Regions from separate parts of the Homo sapiens genome. Here region 1 is linked to region 2. A link is a loop called in an ENCODE intact Hi-C map of the cell type or tissue named here. Cell type or tissue: natural killer cell. All regions are shown on one strand.

What was found. A loop is a pair of places that touch in the nucleus more often than their neighbours do. Peaks named below come from ENCODE experiments on the same cell type or tissue, not always from the same donor. Only the 100,000 strongest peaks of a DNase experiment are listed, where the experiment ranks them.
Region 1: it touches region 2 in a loop (3-fold over the local background); 1 of 110 quality-filtered maps calls a loop at or near these places.

Annotation. Positions count from the first base shown.
Region 1 is chr19:13,043,275-13,045,774 of GRCh38, forward strand. All of the region lies in intron 2 of NFIX (nuclear factor I X), which reads left to right. Among named protein-coding and RNA genes, the nearest start is that of NFIX-AS1, 29 kb to the left of the region's middle. In natural killer cell, no CTCF peak of the experiment used is centred here; a DNase peak (open chromatin) is centred at 1,087; H3K27ac peaks cover 1,602 bases.
Region 2 is chr19:12,781,310-12,783,809 of GRCh38, forward strand. It overlaps a transcript of HOOK2 not described here. Among named protein-coding and RNA genes, the nearest start is that of MIR5684, 4.6 kb to the right of the region's middle. RefSeq lists a cis regulatory region at 982-1,862 and silencers at 1,002-1,051, 1,082-1,591. In natural killer cell, no CTCF peak of the experiment used is centred here; DNase peaks (open chromatin) are centred at 452, 1,172, 2,152 and 2,472; H3K4me3 peaks cover 1,171 bases; H3K27ac peaks cover 2,425 bases.

The DNA of each region.
Region 1 (2,500 bases), 260 kb after region 2:
CTGTTAGCACTGCTAGAAGGGGAGGGACCCTTGGGGGTCACCGTGGCATGGCAGTTTCCTCTCAGCTTCTGGCCTTGGGACTGCAGAAGTGGCTCTTGAGACTGTCTGGTGGTGAGCAGGTGCTGGCCATGGTATCTTAATGGCAGCAGCCCCCAGGTCCACTTCTGAGGTGCAAGCCCATGCTGGCCGCCAGCACGTGCCAGAGAGCTCCTGAGGAAGCAGCTGCTGCTGACACCTGAGGCCAGCTGCGCAGTCTGCCACAAGGCCCCTGGGGCTGCCAAGGTCGCACATGTCCTCCCAGGACTTGAAGGGGGACCAGGGGAGGGTGAGCTGTTGCTGTGGACTGTGGACTTTGACATCACTCATAGACACCCCCTCTCTCACCCTTGCATCCCAGACAGTGTCCCCCAGGGCCATGCAGGCAGGGACACACAGCCCCCTTGTGCCCTGCCCCAAGTCCCTGTGTGTAAGTGAGCATGCTCTCATCAGACTTGGTCCCCACTGCCATGGCACTCTTATCTGTGTGCCTGAATATGCATGCTTATTCATCTCGAAAACTGGGCCGTAGGGCCAGGTGTGGTGGCTCATACCTGTAATTCTAGCACTTTGGGAGGCCGATGTGGGAGGATCATTTGAGCCCAGGAGTTCGAGCCTGGGCCACGTAGCAAGACCCCCATCTCTATAAAATAAAATTTAAAAAAAAAGAAAAAAGAGAAAATCGGGCCTTATATCATTTTCTACATCCTATTCGGCCCATGGAAGCGTAAGTGTCTTCAGCCTCTGTTGACCCTTGTCCCCCACCCTTTCTCTGTGATACTCCACCTTACCCAGAACCTGACTGTCCTCAGGCCCTGGGTAGTGGGAGCTGCCTCAAGACTCCTGAGGCCCCACAAGAGGCTTTTGAATTGCAGCAGTGGATGTGGGTAGTTGTGTAGGACAGAGGGAGGCGACAGCATCGTTTCTCCCCTTTCTTCCTTCAGCTGGGGCTGTGGCATGGCAGTGTGGGCCATCCAGTGTCTAGAGGGCTTGTGGCCACGCAGTCGTGGGTGGGATGCATATGTTCATGAGGTTTGCTCTGTTCTTTCCTCTGCAGGGTGTTCAGGATGTGCTAACCTGCGGGTGTCTGTGTGGGTGTCTGAGTGTCAGGAGGTGGGTGTCTGTGTACAAGTATGGGTTGGGGTGTGTGTGTATAAATGTCAGCTTAATTCACACCCCAACAACGTAAGAGGAAACTTCTCAGTCATGAGGTTCAAGTTCTTGTTACTCCTATGAGCTGTAGTAGGAGTGCAGTGAGTAGGGGGCACAGCAGGTATGTAACCCCTGGGCCCAACTCCAACCTGGCCCCTGTGGCTTGTAGCTTCTGAGTCAGAGGGCGTGCATGCTTGTGAGAAGTGTCAGGCCTTTCCCGTTCGCTCAGCAGCTGAGCAGTTCCTTTCTGGGGTTCTTTGTGAACCTGCCTCGCTATTAATCTACCTGTTAGTAAAAGAGATTACAATTGTCGTAATTACAGGGCGCTGCGTCTCCACCGTCAGGACTGAGCTGAGTGAGAGGCAAGGGATGGGAGGAACCCAGCCCCACAGGAAGCTGCTATTAAAAGCCCTCTGTTTGGATATGGCACAAAGACAACAACCCTTCCCGGGGGCTAAGGAGATCTGGGACAAGAGGCAGGTCAGGTTCCGGGGGTGAGGAGTGGGCTAAGGTCCCACTGCAGGCTGTGGGATGACACGGGATGACTGCAGTACTGAGGATGGTGAGAACAGCGGTGGCCCGCCGGCAGCTCAGATACCTGGGAGCAGCACAGGGCTCAGCACCCTGACCACATGGGCTCCATGCTGAAGGCTGCTTTACTTCTGGACAGGCCTTCACCTGCATAGAATGGAAGAGACCTGGTGGCACTTGTCATGGTGAGACAGTGGCTCTCTTCTGAGGGAGCTCCACAGCCACCATGGATTTAGGTGGACAAACAGTGGTATCCTGGTCTGTGGCTAGCATGGGCCCCAGAGCTGTGTGTGATGCATGTGTTCCTGATAGCACAGGGGTTCTCAGTGAGGGTGGTTCTGCCCCTAGGGTATATTTGGTAGTGGCTGAAAACAGTTTTGGTTGTCACTACTTGGGATGGGGTTGCTACTGGCATCTCGTGGGTGGAGGCTGGGATGCTGCTAGCTGTCCTACACTGCACAAGACGACCCCCCATAGAAGACAGTATCTAGCCCCAGCATGAGGGGTAATGAGGTTGAGAAACCCTGACTGAGGCCAAGGAAAGGAACGGCAGCAGGGCAAGCCAGGCCCAAGGAGGGCTCTAAGAACTCCCTGATGCTGAGTCTGGAGACCTTGGCCCACGGTGCTCAGCAGTCTGTTGCCAGGGAGGTAGGAGAGAGGGGCAGCAGGCACACTGGGTTGACAACTGCACTGTGTTGACCCCATGGCGGGCATCAGGGGACCACAGGCTGTGGTTGCGCCTGTCCGTTCTCCCTCCCTTTTCTCGTAGGCTTCTTCCTCC
Region 2 (2,500 bases):
AAAATATAAAAAAAATAAATAACGAAAAAGAAAAAGAGACAGAGTCTCGCTCTGTCGCCCAGTCTGGAATGCAGTGGCGCCATCTCAGCTCACTGCAAGCTCCGCCTCCCGGGTTCACGCCATTCTCCTGCCTCAGCCTCCCCAGTAGCTGGGACCACAGGCGCCCGCCACTACGCCTGGCTAATTTTTTGTATTTTTAGTAGAGACGGGGTTTCAGTGTGTTAGCCAGGATGGTCTCGATCTCCAGACCTCCTGATCCGCCCGCCTTGGCCTCCCAAAGTGCTGGGATTACAGGCGTAAGCCATCGCGCCCGGCCGTCCACTTGACGTTTTGAGTGTCCCTGTACGTGGTCTTGTCTCTGTGACTGTATCCCATTTCGTGCCCCCTATTTGTGGTAACAGGGGTCATGCGATGGCATGACTATCTTATGTGTCTGTATGTATCTCTGTGCCACCACAATCACCATGGAAGAAGTGTGGCTGTGTGACAAAACAAGCCCTGGTGTGCAAAACTGTGTCCCTCCCTGTTCCTGTTTTTTTTTTTTCTTTTGAGACGGGGTCTCCTGTGTCGCCCAGGCTGGAGTGCAGTGGCACAATCGCTGCTCAGTGCAGCCTTGAATTCCTGGCCTCAAGTGATCCTCTCGCCTCAACCCCCACATACCTGGGACTATAGACACGACTATAGGCATGCACCACCATGCCCAGCTCATTAAGAAAAAATATTTTTGTAGAGACAGGGGTCTTGCTATGTTGCCCAGGCTGGTCTTGAACTACTGGCCTCAAGCGATCCTCTGGCCTTGGCCTCTCAAAATTCTGAGATTACAGGCCTGAGCCACTGCGCCCGTCCTATTTTGCTGGATGGGGTTGCTTTATCAGGATGTATCTGCCACCTACCTATGTATGAATATGGCTCTGTTTGCGTCCCTATCACAAACGCTATGTGACTGACGTGCCTGTGTGATTGTCTGCGTCTCCATCCACGTGTGTCCGTGTTCGCTGCGAGGCTGGCTGGACTAGAATGGGTTGGTGCCAAGATGTGGCAGGTGTATCCTGCGTCCGTGTGACACTGTGGGTCGGGGAGTTTGTTTGTGACTTTGTGTGTAGGGGGCGGGAAGTGGGAGTCAAAGTCACAGAGGACAGCAGGCTGCGCGGACGCAGTGATGTGCGCAGAGGGCCTCCCGCCCCGCCGTTCCCCTCCGGGAGGCGCCCTCCCCGCGTTGCGGGGGCGCGTGCGTCGTGCGTGACGTGAGACACGACGGGGGTCGCTGCGTGCGTGGAACCCGACGCGGTCGTGCGTGCAAGCGCGGGGGGTGGAAGGGCGGGAGCTCTGCACTGGCTGCGTGCGCGCGTGCGTGGGCGGTGGCGGGGGCTGGGCGAGCGGAGGCGCGCAGGGCAGGACCAGCCCCGCCCCGGCCGGGACCTTGGGGCGCCGGTGAAACCCGGGAGGGGGCCTCCGTTAACCCCTTCCTGCCCGATCCGAAACTTGTGGCCCCTCGACCGAGCGCCCGGGGGCTTCCCCAGCGCCTGACGGGAGGGCAGTCCCTGTTGGGGGAGGGACCTTTCCCATGGAGCTGAGACCCCCCCCCCAGTTGCCATGGGAACCAGAGCTTCCCGCGTAGCCAGGCGCGTGTTTCCTTTCCCCGCCCAGCCATCCTGCTTTTCCTCCAGCTGCCTAGTCTACTGACAATGCGCTTCCCGCTCGTGATCCCGGGAGAAGGGGGCTGGGGTCAGCGTCGCCCGGGCGTGCGTGACTCAGGCCAGCCCGGGGGTCCCCTGGCCGCAGCTGGCCTCGCTCCCGCTTCTCCGCCCCCGTGACTCACCCCTCCCGGCTTTCCCCGCGTGTGACTCAGGCCCCTGGGGAGGGGGCTGCGGAGTCTGGGACCCCTACAGACAGTGGGGCCGAGAACCAAGTTCTGGGGACTTCGCTCTCCGCGGGGAAGGCCTCCCCCACCAGCGAGCATCCGAGGGCCAGCGACTCCCCTTAGCAAGCCAGAGGCGCCCCCCCCAACTCCGCCTCTGAATTGGTAGACCCCCCACCCCCACCCCTGCAAACCTCCGGGAACCCAGCCCCCAACCCCTCCTCCCAGCCCACAGGAAGTTTTGGCAGAGCCCGTCGCGGCGATGAAACGGTTAAAGCCGTTTTCTTATTCATTTCATCCAGGGGCCCATTTTGACTCAGAGCAAGCCGGCGCCCCCCTCGAGCCTGGCCTCCTGGGGGCCTGGGTGCATACTCCACCCCACATGTACCATTTTTAGAGAGGGGAGGATGGCGCTTGGTGAGCTGGCTGGGGGTCTTGGGTAGCATATAGAGCTGGGTTCAAATCCTGTCTCTGCCCTCATTGCTGCCTGGACCTCAGTTTCCCCATCTGAAAATGAGGGATCATTATGTCCAGCTTGTTGGGTTGTTGTGGGGATTAGGTGAATAATAGATGGGAAACTCTGCATCCAGGGTTGAGCACGGGAGCCAGAAGAGGGCTCCTCCTGTTTCTCAGGCCTGGGTG